Regions from separate parts of the Mus musculus genome. Here region 2 is linked to region 1. The links are chromatin loops, found by intact Hi-C in ENCODE. Cell type or tissue: left cerebral cortex. All regions are shown on one strand.

Region 1 (8,000 bases):
CCGCCCATTTCAGTCACATCATTGGTATCAGTGAGAGTTGTACCTCTGCCTTAGTCGTTTCCATTTCCCTCGCTCAACTCTTGCCCATCTAGACACCATTCGAAAGATGAAGAATGACTTCCGGAAGATGGAAGATGAGATGGACCGGCTGGCCACCAACATGGCAGTGATCACCAACTTCAGCGCACGGATCAGCGCCACGCTACAGGACCGACACGAGCGCATCACCAAGCTAGCAGGTAGGCTCTGTGCTGGCCAGGCCCTGCAGCCAGCCACCCTGAGCTCTGCAGCTCACGTGCCCTTCCTGTCTCCTAGGGGTACATGCACTACTGCGGAAGCTGCAGTTCCTTTTTGAGCTGCCTTCGCGCCTCACCAAGTGTGTGGAGCTGGGTGCCTATGGGCAGGCAGTGCGCTATCAGGGTCGTGCCAGGGCCGTGCTGCAGCAGTACCAGCACCTGCCCTCCTTCCGTGCCATACAGGATGACTGCCAGGTCATCACAGCTCGCTTGGCCCAGCAGCTGCGGCAGCGCTTCAGGTGTGGTTTCCGGGCCTGGTCATTGTTCTCCAAACACATCGAGTGCCCCCCACATTTTTTCCTCCCTTGCAGCCCACAAGCTGTCCTCACTGCATCTCTGTCACTACAGGGAAGGCTGCTCAGGTGCCCCGGAGCAGGCCGAGTGTGTGGAGCTGCTGCTGGCCCTGGGCGAGCCAGCTGAGGAGCTGTGCGAGGAGTTCCTGGCGCATGCGCGGGGACGGCTGGAGGAAGAACTGAGCAGCCTGGAGGCCGAACTGGGGCCCTCCCCTCCAGCACCTGATGTGTTAGAGTTCACCGACCGTGGTGGCAATGGTTTTGTAGGTGGCCTCTGCCAGGTGGCAGCAGCCTACCAAGAGCTGTTTGCTGCTCAGGGCCCTGCTGGTGCGGAGAAGCTGGCAGCCTTTGCGCAGGAGCTGGGCGGCCGCTACTTTGCACTGGTTGAGCGGCGGCTGGCACAGGAGCAGGGTGGTAGTGACAACTCACTGCTGGTGCGGGCACTAGATCGCTTCCACCGGCGCCTGCGAGCACCTGGGGCCCTGCTGGCCGCTGCTGGGCTTTCAGAGTCAGCCACAGAGATTGTGGAGCGAGTGGCCCGGGAGCGCCTGAGCCACCATCTGCAGGGTCTGAAGGCTGCCTTCCTGAGCTCCCTGACGGATGTTCGCCAGGCCCTGGCAGCACCTCGCCTAGCGGGGAAGGAGGGCCCCAGCCTGGCTGAGTTGCTGGCCAATGTGGCCAGCTCCATCCTAAGCCACATCAAGACGTCACTGGCTTCTGTGCATCTCTTTACCGCCAAGGAGGTGTCCTTCTCCAATAAGCCCTACTTCAGGGTATGCTGTCCTTTGGCTTTGCTTATTCGTTCTGCTGACTGGCCCTCCAGCAGCCTTTTACTAGTGTTTGGGGAGCCCTGGGACATGTCACCAGCCCCACACAATACTGTCTCAAGTACTCTGCGTGTGGAGTCACATTCTCAGGAGGCAGTCTGGAGGAGAAAATGCTATGCAGCCGGGCTAAAGCTAGAAGGGTACCAGGGACCTCACTGCTGCCAGCCTTACCACCGAGGCTCGGAAGCAGGGTGGGGTGGCCTGTGGAGGAGGGTTAAGGCAAAGAGGGAGGAATAGCCCTGTGCTCTGACTTTGCTGAGCCTCTCCATCCTATGAGAAAGGACGTGGTAAATCTGGGCTTCCCTTCACAGGGCGAGTTCTGCAGCCAGGGAGTTCGTGAGGGCCTCATCGTGGGTTTCATCCGCTCCATGTGCCAGACAGCCCAGAGCTTCTGTGACAGCCCTGGAGAAAAGGGAGGTGCCACGCCGCCTGCCCTGCTCCTGCTGCTCTCTCGCCTCTGCCTGGATTATGAGACAGCCACCATCTCCTACATCCTCACACTCACTGATGAACAGTTTCTGGTGCAGGTGAAGTGGCTCAGGAGAGGGGAAAGGGCATGATGCTGTCAACACAGGAACCAGACTGGTGGTCTGCACTCATCTCAGCCTCAGTTTCCCAAGATTTGCTCACCTCCTCATTGGTGGTGGTTTCTGGTCTGTCTCTAATACCTGCAACCTTTGTCCTCTGCTTTTGTGACTTAGGACCAGTCTCCCGTTACACCCGTGAGCACACTGTGTGCAGAGGCCAGAGAGACAGCACGGCGGCTGCTGACTCACTATGTGAAGGTGCAAGGCCTGGTCATATCCCAGATGCTACGTAAGAGTGTGGAGACCCGGGACTGGCTCAGTACTCTGGAGCCTAGGAACGTGCGTGCTGTCATGAAGCGTGTGGTGGAGGACACTACAGCTATTGATGTCCAGGTGCTGCCACAGGCCGGCTGCTGGAACCCCAATGCATGCTGGATTCCAAGGACCAAGACAAAAGGGGTCTGGCTGTACCCATGTCGTGCCACTAGAAGCCTCATTTCATACCTGTGGGATGTGCAGGCCCAAAGTCACCCAAAAAGCTGAAGCAGGGATGAGCTAAAAACTGGGTTTCAGACTAGGTTTTCCCTGCCTTGCTCCCACTCCCCTGATTGTGTAGGTGGTGACCATACCTAGGATTCTTCAACCAGCAGAGAGGGGAGGTTTTGTCAGTAACCATGCTCTGACCTTGCAGCGCATCTTTTCTCCCCCAGGTGGGGCTCCTGTATGAAGAGGGTGTCCGGAAGGCCCAGAGCAGTGACTCAAGCAAAAGGACTTTCTCTGTGTACAGCAGCTCCCGGCAGCAGGGCCGCTATGCACCCAGCTACACACCCAGGTCAGGCTGCTAGGAGCCTCCCTGAGAGACAGAAGAGGGAGGCTGGGCAGAGTGGCCTCTCACTCTTTCTTTCCCCCTTCCAGTGCTCCCATGGACACAAACCTCCTGAGCAATATTCAGAAGCTGTTCTCTGAACGGATCGATGTGTTCAGCCCCGTGGAATTCAACAAGGTCTGAAGTACCTTCTCCTCTACATCCCAGGGGAAGGGTGGCTCCCACACTAACCCAGAGAGCCCTAGGACCACATCTGAGCAGAATTAAAGATCACTTTACGTAATCTCTGTCTCTAGGTCCAGAGCAAAACCACCTTGTCCACACTTTACTCTCCAAACTAGTCTTTAGTCATCGGGGGTTCCCACTCATATCTTGATCTCTGCCCCTCCGAAGCCCAAGCTCAGCAATATCTTTCCTCCATTTTACTTTGTAGTCAGTGGTGACTGCTGCCCATCGTATTCATGAGGCCCCATCTCTGATCTGACCACCGGGGTTTACCTGCCCTCGCCTTTATGGTGGCAACATTGCATTGTTCCCTTCTTAGCTGAGCCCTAGAAATTTCTGTCTTTATCTCCCTTGCCTCTGCTCAGAATTTGGATGTATCCTCCTCCCCAAAAGACGGCAATCCTGAGCTGCATCCCTGTGTCCACCTGCAGGTGTCGGTGCTGACTGGCATCATTAAGATCAGCTTGAAGACACTACTGGAGTGTGTGCGCCTACGCACCTTTGGGCGCTTTGGGCTGCAGCAGGTGCAGGTGGACTGCCACTTCCTGCAGCTTTACTTGTGGCGCTTTGTGGCTGATGAGGAGCTAGTGCACCTGCTGCTGGACGAAGTAGTAGCCTCAGCTGCTCTGCGCTGTCCCGACCCAGTGCCCATGGAACCTAGTGTTGTCGAGGTCATCTGCGAGCGCGGCTAGAATCTGCCAACGAGTCGCGTAGTAGCCCTATCGCCCTGTCCTCCCTGTGCCCTGTTCTCATCCTAGAGGCCCTTCCCCGCTGGCGGGTTCATGGATCCTTCTAATAAACTTATGTGTCCTCCTCCTTCCTCTTGCCTGCAGGGGCGGGACCCGCCCGGGTTGGGTTTCAGTGCCGAAGCTTCTGAGGCGCCAGCATGGGGCCCGCCTCCCAGCGCTGATTGGCTACTGTGCTGGGCCCAGGGTGGGCAGAGGGCGCGTCCATTTAAAGATCAATGAACAAGAGCAGCAGCTTTTCCACCTCCGTGTCTGATGCAGAGCCATAACCCGGCATGGGGCGGTTTGTGTTTCCTTGATCGACTTTTGTGAACCATTGTTCCCCGGCAAAGCAGAGATCATGACTTCTCGTGAGGCCTCCCAGGCCCCACTGGAATTCGGGGGGCCGTTGGGTAAATGGGAAGGTTTGGGGTGGAGGCTGACCTGATGCCACTTAACGGGAGCAGGATAGGATACGAGCTCTATAGAAGGCTCGGAGCAGAAGGATCCGGTGCGCGGGTGTCGGGGTGTCTGCAGAAGAGGAGGGAGTGCTGACAGCAGCACAGCGGGGAGTTTGTGTAATGAAAGACAGTTGGGAGAGCAGGATGGTCTTTGGGAATGCCAGAGGGCAGAGGAACAAGATGAAAATTAAGATAGGAGTATGGCGCTGGGAAACTGCTAAGCAGGCAGGTGACTCAAGGCGCCCGAGGACTTGAGAGAGCTCTTGGGAGCAGTCACGCTACACAGTGGCCCTCTTTCCAGGCGTCGCGGCTTTACTGATCCTGCTGCCTGCCACCATGTTCCACCTGCTCCTGGCGGCTCGCTCGGGCCCGGCGCGCCTCCTGGCCCTACCGGCCTATCTGCCTGGGCTGGAGGAGCTGTGGAGCCCATGGGCTCTGCTGCTATTGTTCATCTGGCTCGGCCTGCAGGTGGCGCTCTATTTGCTGCCTGCACGCAAGGTGTGTGATCTGTTTTAACACACCAGGGAGGAGGGTGCAGGGAGGGCTGGAGCCTGGGAAGTCATCCCCAGCTCTTATAAAACCTGCCCTGTACCCGCAGGTGGCCGAAGGCCTGGAACTGAAGGACAAGAGTCGCCTGCGCTACCCTATTAATGGTGACTGGGGTTCCCCCCCCTCCCTGAATCGCAGTTAACATGGGTTGGGGTGGGTTCCAAGGGTGGTGGGAGGTTTATGGACCAGCTCTGATGACATGTTTGTGCCCTTATGGGAACCTCGCCGTGCATCTACCTCTTTTGCTACTACTCAGCTCCAGGCCAATGGCCAATGTTCTCCCAGAACTGCGTGTGTGTGTGTGTGTGTGTGTGTGTGTGTGTGTTGGCTTTGGAAGTATGCAAGCCACCCCAGGGCTCACTCTGTGCTGTGGTTCAGGCTTCCAGGCTCTGGTGCTAACAGCCCTGTTGATGGGGCTGGGGGTGTCAGTGGGGCTGCCCCTGGGGGCACTCCCTGGAATGCTCCTGCCCTTGGCCTTTGCGACCACTCTCACCAGCTTTATCTTCAGCCTCCTCCTCTATGCGAAGGCTTTGGTAGCTCCTGCCTCAGCCCTGGCTCCTGGGGGAAACTCAGGTGAGAAGGGTCCCAGTGAGGTAGGGATGAGGTAGGTGGGATGCATGCATACCTGGTGTGCCTTCACCTTCTGTTGTTCCCCAGGAAATTCCATGTATGACTTCTTTCTTGGACGGGAGCTGAACCCTCGCCTCGGTTCCTTTGACTTCAAATATTTCTGTGAGCTGAGACCTGGCCTCATTGGCTGGGTATGCTGACATGCTGGACTTAATTCTGCTGGACTTGGGCCAGGAGAAGAGCAGAGTGGGCTAGCATTGCTGGGTGGGCAGCAATCATTCATTCATTCATTTGCCAATATGTTGCTGTGTTATGAACCTATGGTTTTGCTTTAATAGAACAAGAGGGTTTTTAATATAAAATCTTGAGAGAGAGAGAGAGAGAGCGCGCGCATTTGGCTTATGTACATAAAGCCCTAGATTCCAACCCTAGCACCACAAAACTAAATCTATACCACAGTGATGACAGGCTGTATGGGGGAGCAAAGCAGGCAGCGAGCTGGGAAAGCAGGTGCAGCTTCGGATGTAGCGGCCAAATATAAAATCAACTTCAAAGACAGCTAAGGAGAAGCTTGAAGGACCAGGCAACTGCCTCCAGGGATTGTCAGATTTAACACCTTGTTTGTCATTGGTGGCCTTGACAACAGGCCAGCTGTTCTTGTGTTAAGATCACATGTACATGGGGTACATGGGTGGTGGCCAAGAGCTCCAAAGGGGCTCAGGCAAGGTCCTGCCTTCACTGTAGAGGCAGGAGTGCCCATGTCCACTGAATCTGAGTTTGGATTTGGTTTAGTTTTGAAACAGGTCTCACTCGGATAGTCCAGACTAGTCTCAAAATCAAGGTTCCTTCTACTTCCCTCAGCTAATCAAGTAACTAGGATTACAGTTACTACAATCCCACCAGGCCTAGTCCCAACATTAATCGGAGACTGGCCTGTCAACATATATGCCAGAATATAAGGTTATTTTCTCACTCATAAAACAGGATTGAATGAAATTTTCTTCTACAATTTCCTGTGAGGGCTGGGTGTAGTAGGGCATGCCTTTGATCCCAGCACTCCAGAGGCAATAGCAGGCAGATCTCTGTGAGTTCAAGGCCAGCCTGGTCTATATGGTTCCAAATCAACCAAAGCTACTTAGTGAAACTCTCTCTCTCTCTCTCTCTCTCTCTCTCTCTCACTCTCTCTCTCAAGAAAATACCACATCAGTATTACTGAAGAAACTACACTATTCAGGCCACTGGAGCTACTAGAAAGAGAGTCTAAAGCCAGGCAGTGGTGGTGCACACCCTTAATCCAGCACTTTGGCAGAGACAGGTGGATCTCTGAGTTCGAAGCTAGCCTGGTCTACAGAAAAAGTTTCAGGACAGCGAGGGATACACAAAGAAACCCTGACTTATTTATATTTTTTAAAGATGTATTTGATTTATATGAGTACACTGTAGCTGTTTCCAGACACACCAGAAGAGGGCATCAGATCTCTTTACAGATGGTTGTGAGCCACCATGTGGTTACTGGGAATTGAGCTCATGATCTTTGGAAGAGCAGTCAGTGCTCTTATCCACTGAGCCATCTCTCCAGCCCACCCCTTTTAAAAAAATATTTATTTATTTATTAAAGTACACTGTAGCTATCTTTAGACACTCTAGAAGAGGGCGACAGAACTTGTTATGGATGGTTGTGAACCACCATGTGGTTGCTGGGAATTAAACTCATGACCTTTGGAAGAGGTCATCTCTCCAGCCCCAAACTCTGACTTATAAAGAAGATGACAAAAAGGAGGAGGAGGAGGGGGGCCAGGTGGTGGTGTCGCACGCCTTTAATCCCAGCACTTGGGAGGCAGAGACAGGTGGATTTCTGAGTTCGAGGCCAGCCTGGTCTACAAAGTGAGTTCCAGGACAGCCAAGACTATACAGAGAAACCCTGTCTCGGAAAAAAAAAAAAAAAAAAAAGGGAGGAGGAGGAGGAAGAGGGTACAAAATTTAGGTTCATAATAAGCCAATTCTTAGCTCTACAAACATATTAGTGTTCCAACAAGAACTCAAGGCGGGGCCCTGATTACTCCTGTTTCCATATGGCAGTGGGGACGTGAGTTTTAGCAAAGAGACATATTCTGCCCAAGTGATAAAGCTCAGATTCCAAGGCAGGAGTTTTAAGTCAAGGCAGAGTCGCAATCCAGTGTGTCTCGAGTACACGACCTGGATCCATTCAACATGTGAGCGGGCAGCTGGAAGGAGGGCGAGGTCGGCACTGTTCTACCCAGATGCTCCACTTCAGACAATGGCCCTGTCCTCACTTCCTTTAGGTTTTCATTAACCTGGCCCTGCTGATGCAGGAGGCAGAGCTTCGGGGGAGTCCTTCCCTGGCTATGTGGCTGGTCAATGGCTTCCAGTTGCTGTATGTGGGTGATGCCCTCTGGTATGAGGTGAGACTGGATTGGAGAGCAAGAGGCAAGCAGGGGATCTTGAGGATGTCATCTGGACTAAGCCAGTATCTGGGTCATGTTCCTGCAGGAGTCTGTCCTCACCACCATGGACATAATACATGATGGTTTTGGCTTCATGCTGGTCTTTGGAGATCTAGCTTGGGTACCATTCACCTACAGCCTGCAGGCCCAGTTCCTGTTGTACCATCCACAGCCTCTGGGGTTGCCCATGGCCTTGCTCATCTGCCTCCTTAAGGGTCAGTAGGAGGGCCCTTCAT
Region 2 (8,000 bases), 50 kb before region 1:
CAGGGGAAAACATAGGGGTGGGCAGTCCCACCGTCCTCCTGGGGAGGACCTCTGAACAGGTCATCTTCCCTTCTGAGCTCAGTTTGCTCACCTATCAGATAGGATCTGGCAACCTATTGGTGGCCCTGTCAATACCCATGGCTGCTGCAAGGGCTAATCAAGACTGTTTTGAAATCGGAGCAACAGTAGGTACAGACATCTGTCCCTCTGGTCTCTCCTCAGTGGATCCCCTCCCGTCCAGCCCTGCCCAGGAGGCCTTGGACCTTCTCTTCAGCTGTGACAGTACGGAGGAAGCTTCCAGCTCCCTGGCTCGAGGTCCCCTCTCTGAGGCTGAACTTGCCCTTTTCGACCCTTACTCCAAAGAGGGTAAGGAGCAGGTGTGGGGTAGCGGAACTAAGGGGTGTGAAGGGAGACCCTCTGTGGCTGTGAGCAGCTCTGGGAGGAGCCCAGGAGGATGGAGCTGGAGGATGGAGGGAGTCCTCCTCTCCGGGCAAACTCTGGGTAGCATATCACCATAGGGTCCTATTGCTCACAGACTTGCTGTGTCTGGCCTTGGTGGCACGCACCCTGCATCCTAGCACTTGAGAGGCAGAAGCAGAAAGACCAGAAGTTCAAGGTCATGGGCCAGCAAGATGGCTCAGAAGGTGAAAGCCCTACCTTATGAACCTGGCAACCTGGTTCCATCCCAGATTCCACTGTAAATGATTAAAACAAACAAACCAACCCAGAACCTGTCCTCCAGCCATGGCATGCTCACACCTGCACTCACGCCTGCACTCATACCTGCACTCACGCATGCACTCACGCATGCACTCTCCCATGCAGCAGTAATAATCCACTAAGCCGTTACAAAACCTCCTGAGCCAAACCAAGGAAACAGATCCCAGCTGCTTCCTTCTACTCAAGTGAATTCAGTGGGACAGTTTGGTGTCCTGGGGTGGGCAACAGGCCCTGAGAAAGAGAGGGCCAGTCTGCCCTCACTCCTCCCTGTTTTATTACAGAAAGTACAGGCCCCAGCCCTACCCACACAGGTGAGCTGGCAGCCATTGAGGTAGAGTCCAAAAGGCTGGACCAGGAACCCTGGGAGCCAGGAGGACAGGAGGAGGAAGAAGCTGAGGATGGAGAGCCTGCCCCAGCTTACCTTGGCCAGGCCACAGAGCTCATCACTCAAGCCCTGCGGAATGAAAAGGCTGGCGCCTACGCTGCTGCTCTCCAAGGCTACCAAGATGGGGTGCACATTCTTCTGCAGGGTGTCTCAGGTGGGTAGGGCAGTAGGGAGGAGGGAAAGTAGAAAGCAAAGGACCAGGGGAGGTGGTGCAGTCGGTAAAGTGAGTGCCGTGCAAGCAGAAGACCTGAACTAAATGCCCAGAGCCACACATAACAGTGTGCACCAGCAGAGACGGTTCCAGCAAACGTACCCATGACAAGATGGGAAGCAGGGACAGGAGAATCCCCAAAAACTCGAGGGCAGCTGAACCTGGCATAGGCTGCAGAGAACAGAGAGATCTTATCTCCGACAGACGACAGACACGGTGATAGGGGAAGACCTACACCCAAGGTTGCCCGCTGACCCTCCCGTGCTCACTCACACACATACAATACATTCTAAAGAAAGAAAGAGGGACCGTGAACATCTGTTTCTCACAGGTCAACTGGAGACACTGGGCAGAATTTTCCCTTATTTTTTTTAATAGCCTCATAAAATGAGGCAAAGACAGGAGGACCCAGGGAGGGAAAGGACACATTATGACCTGGGTTCTGAATGTAGGTGGGCCATCTGCTTCCTCCAGGTGACCCATCCCCTGCCCGCCGGGAAGGTGTGAAGAAGAAGGCAGCCGAGTACCTGAAGCGGGCAGAGATGCTTCACACACACTTGCCCTAAGGGGTGGACCCTTCCTGGGATGTCAGCTCCAGCACTGCCAGCCACCCCCACTGCTCTCTTTGGGACCTGGCCGTGCTTCCTGCTCGTATGACTACCAGGGGCCATATCTGTATTAACTGGATCAAGTATAAGAAAAGCAAAGACTTCTCAGCTCTGACCTGCCTGCCTCCTTGGAATTAGACTTGAACTTCTGATCCTGCCTATCTGTTCTATGTGAGTGGCATCTGGGCCCCTAACCTGTCAGTTCACCCATCTAGACCAGAGTCTGTAGCCAGACCTGGCCCACTGCCTTTTTTGTAAGGCCCTTGAGAGCCTTCCTTCCTTTCTCTTTCTTTCCTTTCCTTTCCTTTTCTCTTCTTCTCTTTCTTTCTTTTTTTTTATGGTTGGAAGAAAAAAGATTCTTTGACTAGTGAAAATCTCATAAAATTTAAATACGTGTGAGTAAAACACATGCCTGAACACAACCAGGTCCATTTGCTTATTATTGTCTGTGGTTGAGTTTACATTGTACCAACAGAGTTGAATAAGCGGTGTCTGGCACATCATACCCATTATGTTTATAAGAAGATAAAGAGAGGAGGAATATGTTCCATTGAGGTGCTTCAGCTGGCCCTTGCCAAGGCATCCTATCCCCCTGAGGGACCAGCCAAGCGATGGTAATAGTAGAATTTATTCAGGACATGGGAAGGGGAGTTAAGAGGGTACTAGAGGCAGAGAAAGGCAGAGAGAGGAGGGGGGGAGAGAGAAGTAGAGGAGTAGAGAATTAGAAGCTGGCCATGAGCACAGGGAGGGGGAGGGGCAAGGGACTAGAGCAGGAGCAAGAAGGCAAGAGAGAGGAGGGGGCAAGCAGCCCCTTTTATAATGGGTCAGGCCTACCTGACTGTTGCCAGGTAGCTGTTGGGTGGAGCCTACCTGGTTGTTGTCAGCTAACTGTGAAGTGAAGCTTAGACAGAATGCTAATAATAACTATGAATGAGTGGCCGCGCCTTTAATCCGGGAATTGGAAGGCAAAGAGACAGGCGGATCTCTACTGAGTCAGCCTGGTCTATATAGTGACTTCCAGACCATGCAAAGGTACACAGTTAAAACAAAACGCATAGGGAAACAATGAAGAATGACAGGCACGCAGCACTAGCTGAGTGTGTTAAAGAAATAATAGACACGTACGTAAAGCAGGACTTGCTACTTCGAGAGCCCTAAGAACAAAAAGCTAAACCAACAAATCCCAGCCCTGGGGAGGTGTGGCCTGCGTCGCGGGACTACAAACCGATGCATCATGGGACGATTTAAGGGGGAAAACCGAAGCCAGGCGCGATGGATTATGGGAGGCGTTTCTAAAGGCCGCGGGAGCGGCAAATCGAGAAAGCCGCGGCAGGCTGCGTTTGGCCAGACTGGGGCTCGAGTCTGTCCCTCGAGCCCACGGCAGGATGCAGTGCCGCGCTTCCGCTGGCCCGGCGATGCTGAGTGTGCGTCCTCTACCCACACCCCTACCATGTCCGGCTGCAAACTACCCATGGGCCTGTGCCCAGACATGTGCCCGGCCGCCGAGCGCGCCCGACGCGAGCGCGAGCGCCGCCTGCACCGACTGGAGGTGGAGCCAGGCGGCCGTGGGAACGCTCCCCGAGCCGACCCCAAGCGCACAGTGAAGGAGTACAGCCGGCCGGCAGCGGGCAAACCCCGGCCCCCGCCAAGCCTGCTGCGGCCGCCGCCAGTGCTCTTAGCCACCGTGCGTTATCTGGCCGGTGAGGTGGCTGGCCGCGGCGACGTGTCGTGCGCGGAGGTGGCGAGCTTTGTGGCCGACCGCCTGCGCGCAGTGCGGCTAGATCTGTCGCTGCAGGGCGTGGACGACGCGGACGCAGCGACAGTGCTGGAGGCTGCGCTGGCCACGCTGCTGGCCGTGGTGGCGCGGGTGCGGCCAGAAGAGACGCGCGGAGCCGCGGACCCGGTGCTGCTTCAGACTCAGGTGCAGGAAGGCTTCGGTTCGCTGCGGCGCTGCTACGCGCGGGGCAAAGGCCCCTACCCCCGCCAGGCTGCTTTTCAGGGCCTCTTTCTGCTCTACAACTTGGGTGAGTCGATCCCAGAGAACTAAGTGCGGGGACCCGAGGAGCCTGGGGTGGGGAAGACGCAATTGTAGCAGCAACGGCGAACTATAGCTTGGGAGTACTGTAACTTCCATCCCCCAGCAATAGCTTCTTCTTGGGAAAGTCAGTTGGTAAAAGTCCCGACGTGGGACCTCAGGTCTGACATTCTCAAATTGGCTGTTTTCTACATAGTAGAGGTGGAAGGAGGTAGGATAGTACTGAGAGAGTTGACCTAGAAAGCGCTTTCCAAACTTATAAGAACTGCTCCGTGGGCTGGCCCATAAACATATCTAACAGGAGGTGCTAAAAGATTCCCTTCTATGGGTGATTTAATTATAGGAAAGTCCAGTGGGCGTGGTAACAGGCGCCTTGTATGGGAACACTTTGGAGGCAGAGGCAGGCAGATTCTTTGATGATTTTATATGTGGAGACAATATATTTGTATCATACATGCACACAGTGACTCTTTGTTTTTTCTTTTTTTTCTTTTTTCCAGACAGGGTTTCTCTGTGTAGCCCTGGCAGTCCTGGAACTCACTTTGTAGACTAGGCTTGCCTCGAACCCAGAACCCAGAAATCGGCCTGCCTCTACCTCCCAAGTGCTGGTATAAAAGGCGTGCACCACCACTACCCGGCTACACACAGTGACTCTTAAATTCACTAATTTAAGAAAAGTGGCCCAAGATTCCAGTACCAAGATTTCCTGGAAAGGAAACTAGGGCCAAGTCATCCTCCAACAGTGACCCTTGCAGATAGAGGGGAAAGTGTAGGGAAGCCAGTGCCCTCAGGCTGCAGTGGGAACCCTGAGTCAGAAGCCTTAAGTTTGGGTCTAGCATAATAGCCTGTGCTCCAGGCAAGCCTTTATGTTATGTTGGCCTGTGTCCCTATGTAAATGTACAACACTGCCTTGTAAGGATTTAGATTGAAGGAGGTCTGGTCTTGTGGCACCTCAAAAAGACCAGAGAAGGATCAGATGGCTGGGTCTTTCTTAGAAGAGGAGAGAGGAAGTGGGGTAGCCTCTCTGAGGGAACATGACTGGAGCTGGCAGGTGGGCAGAGCCAAGCTCTGGAAACGAGTTTGCCTGGAACTAGAGGTGTATATAAATAGCTTGGGCCTGGAGGGGGTGGGATGGGAGGTATGCCTGACCCAGAAAGCATCAAGCATCCTTGTGTCTTTCTGCTGCTTGCCTTTGTAGGTTCTGTGGAAGCCCTGCAGGAGGTTCTACAGCTGCCTGCTGCCCTGCGTGCCTGCCCACCCCTTCAGGCGGCGTTGGCTGTTGACGCTGCCTTCCGGGAAGACAACCATGCCCGACTGTTTCGCCTGCTTCGCACCTTACCCTACCTACAGAGCTGCGCAGTGCAGGAACACATTGGGTATGCCCGCCGCAAAGCTCTAGCCCGCCTGTCCCGTGCCCTGAGCACTCCTAAGGGACAGACCTTGCCTTTGGACTTCATAGAACACTTTCTGGCCCTGGATGGACTCCAGGAAGCACGGGACCTGTGCCAGGCCCATGGACTGACCTTGGATAAAGACAGAGTTGTATTCCTGAGGGGTCAATACTCTGAGGAAGGACTCCCACCCCCTGGTGCCTACCACATATTAGTGGGGAATAAGTTGCAGGGACACACCCTGGAAGATGTGGTCATGGCTGAGGAAGGTGACATTCACAGACCTGGCTCTGCAGCTTGAGAGGGTCTCGTCTCCCACAAGGCCTGGGTCAGAGCACCTGGCTTCTTTTTCATAATTCCCAAACAATAAAAGGAACTCATTATGATCTCCAAACAATAACAGGAACTTTTAGACTTCATTTATTTGAGGGTTAAGAGGGGAGAGAGAAACCGGGCGTAGTGGCGCACGCCTTTAAATCCCAGCACTCGGGAGGCAGAGGCAGGTGGATTTCTGAGTTCGAGGCCAGCCTGGTCTACAGAGTGAGTTCCAGGACAGCCAGGGCTACACAGAGAAACCCTGTCTCGAAAAACCAAAAAAAAAAAAGAGGGGAGAGAGAGTGCAGGGGAAGAAGAAAGCAGGCTGAACAATGGGCTAGACTCTACACTACTTTGGGCCCCAGTTTCACCCACTACCGTGAGCAGGTGTCCTTAACTGCAGGGACCCCAGCTGTTGCTTTAAAAGCTTGAGTGTTTGCTGATCTACCTACTCCTGGCCTCAGGAAAGACTGGAACATACAGGTGTGAGAGGTGCAAGAAAAAGCCCAAGGGACAGGGCTGGGTCAGAGGTCAGCCACAGGTACCAGGGTGGCTGCCGCACCCTCCAGGGCCGTTACTACAATGCTAAGCTGCCTCTGTACTTCAGCCCAAGCTTCAGATCCGGAGTTGATTTCCTGGGCCTTGGCATAAGCGTTGGCCAGACCTGGGAATGTGTCTACAGAGGCCGTGTTGGGCGCCCAGAGCACGTGGCTGAGGAGAGATGGCGAGCAGAGGGTCAGTGAGAGGTTACCTGGAACTCAGCATTGTCGACACGTAGCATGCAACTTGGGTCTGCTCTCTGAATGCAAGGGCTTACAGCAGTGCAGGCTGGGCCTCAGTCCCCAGCCATCAGTGAAGTGGATTGCATAGTGACACAGGAAAGCTCTGGGGAGGGGGCCATCGCTCCACCCCTCCTCCCCAGAGCTTTGGCATAGGCTCACCTGTAGTGCCTCTCCTCTGGGAAAGCCCTTGGGTTCAGGAATGCCCGTTCTAAGAGCATCAGCTGGTCATTGACCATTCGTACCTGCAGAGGACTGAAGAGCGTGTGCGTCACTTCACTGCAAGCCAGCAGTTCAGCTGCCAGCTCCATGCATGCCAGGTGCCCCCTCCCAGACACCTGCCCTCTGCTGACACTCACTCAGGGCTGCTCTTCTGCAGGGTCAAGATGTGCTCACCCAAGGATGCAGCTGCAGCCTTAAAGTTCGCCACTGCAGTCACCAAAGGCCCTGAGTGGGGAACACATGGCTTAGCCCTACCTGGGGATACAGGGTTCCCCGAGACTCCATGTTGGGGTGTGCGTACCCAGGCTGATGTTCTGTTTCTCTAACTGGGTGCCAAGGGCCTCTTGAGCAGCCTGCAGGAAACTCTGTAGTGTCTCACTATAGTCACTGACATTGAGGGGCAGGAAGAGGCTGTCACTGAGCCGGAGAAGCACGCTCCCAGCAGTCCGGGCCACAGCTTGGTGGCTGCTGAAACCTAGGAGGGGACCCAAGGCCAGGGCTGCATCTTCAGCCCATCCTTCTGTCAGCTTCAGAATGCCCCTGTCCCCTCCTCACCAGGGTCCAGAAACTTCTCCACATAATCAAATGTATCAAATGCTGTGTGGTAGGTGGGGTAGATCCTGGCCGAGGTCTTGCTCTAGAGGAATAAAGAAGAGGTAGGCTTGCGGTGGGAGAGCTGGGTACCCACGGTGTGAACTGTGGGCTTCAGAACTTCCACTCCAGAGGAGGAACTGAGGGCTAGGGGCTAACCTGCCTGGTATCGCACGCCCAGACAGAAAGGCAGAGAAGCCTGGGGCTTTGGAATCAAACATGGGAATCCCAGCTCCTCCATCCAAGAGCAGCACAGCCAGGGGGAAAAGGGATTTAAAGCATCCACTCTAGAGGTTAGAGGTACAGGCTGGATGCACTGGAGTCCCACCTCAATCCCCAAACGTATGAATCTTTCCCTAACAAGTCTCGCTTAGTGCTGACACCAGCACAAGTATTTCCATACTCAGTTCTTCATAGTCACTGCCATCCTACAACTGATTGACAGCAGTCTTTTCCTTGTCCTGCCTAAGACATAACATGACGTGACAACATTGTAGAATGAGTAAGGTGGAACTGCAATACAACCAATGCAAGTGTTTGATGAGCAGAAACAGATGCTCTGAGGCCTAGGAAAGCCAGCCTGTCTTGTCCAGTGCTGATAGGTAGTTTTAATTGTCAATCTGATACAATCTAGAAACATCTGGGATGGAGTCTCAGTAAGGAAGTGTCTAAATCTGGATGGCTTAGGGGCATATCAGTGGGAGTCTATCTTGAGTACATTTATTGAGGTGGGAGGACAGAAG

What was found. Peaks named below come from ENCODE experiments on the same cell type or tissue, not always from the same donor. Only the 100,000 strongest peaks of a DNase experiment are listed, where the experiment ranks them.
Region 2: it touches region 1 in a loop (2.2-fold over the local background); 8 of 42 quality-filtered maps call a loop at or near these places.

The regions. Positions count from the first base shown.
Region 1 is chr19:6,063,801-6,071,800 of GRCm38, reverse strand. Tm7sf2 (transmembrane 7 superfamily member 2) reads left to right here and starts at 3,951. Exons shown (of 10, transcript NM_028454.2): 1 at 3,951-4,132; 2 at 4,482-4,678; 3 at 4,779-4,833; 4 at 5,108-5,302; 5 at 5,387-5,490; 6 at 7,603-7,722; 7 at 7,811-7,979. The coding sequence starts at 4,081. Vps51 (VPS51 GARP complex subunit) reads left to right here. Exons shown (of 10, transcript NM_001081041.1): 3 at 93-239; 4 at 316-535; 5 at 645-1,362; 6 at 1,728-1,943; 7 at 2,118-2,336; 8 at 2,654-2,775; 9 at 2,859-2,946; 10 at 3,426-3,959. The coding sequence ends at 3,686. In left cerebral cortex, CTCF peaks have their summits at 3,846, 4,643 (motif pointing right) and 6,758 (motif pointing right); DNase peaks (open chromatin) are centred at 3,888, 4,648, 5,440 and 5,770; H3K4me3 peaks cover 1,906 bases; H3K27ac peaks cover 2,078 bases.
Region 2 is chr19:6,113,745-6,121,744 of GRCm38, reverse strand. It overlaps Naaladl1 (N-acetylated alpha-linked acidic dipeptidase-like 1), which reads right to left. Exons shown (of 18, transcript NM_001009546.2): 14 at 7,222-7,303; 15 at 6,968-7,141; 16 at 6,804-6,891; 17 at 6,607-6,699; 18 at 5,756-6,376. The coding sequence ends at 6,190. It overlaps Sac3d1 (SAC3 domain containing 1), which reads left to right and starts at 3,159. Exons shown (of 2, transcript NM_133678.3): 1 at 3,159-3,948; 2 at 5,158-5,741. The coding sequence starts at 3,159. The coding sequence ends at 5,651. Snx15 (sorting nexin 15) reads left to right here. Exons shown (of 8, transcript NM_026912.2): 6 at 223-366; 7 at 1,002-1,259; 8 at 1,791-2,346. The coding sequence ends at 1,882. In left cerebral cortex, CTCF peaks have their summits at 3,432 and 3,637; DNase peaks (open chromatin) are centred at 3,426, 3,653, 4,262, 5,122 and 1 more place; H3K4me3 peaks cover 2,195 bases; H3K27ac peaks cover 2,350 bases.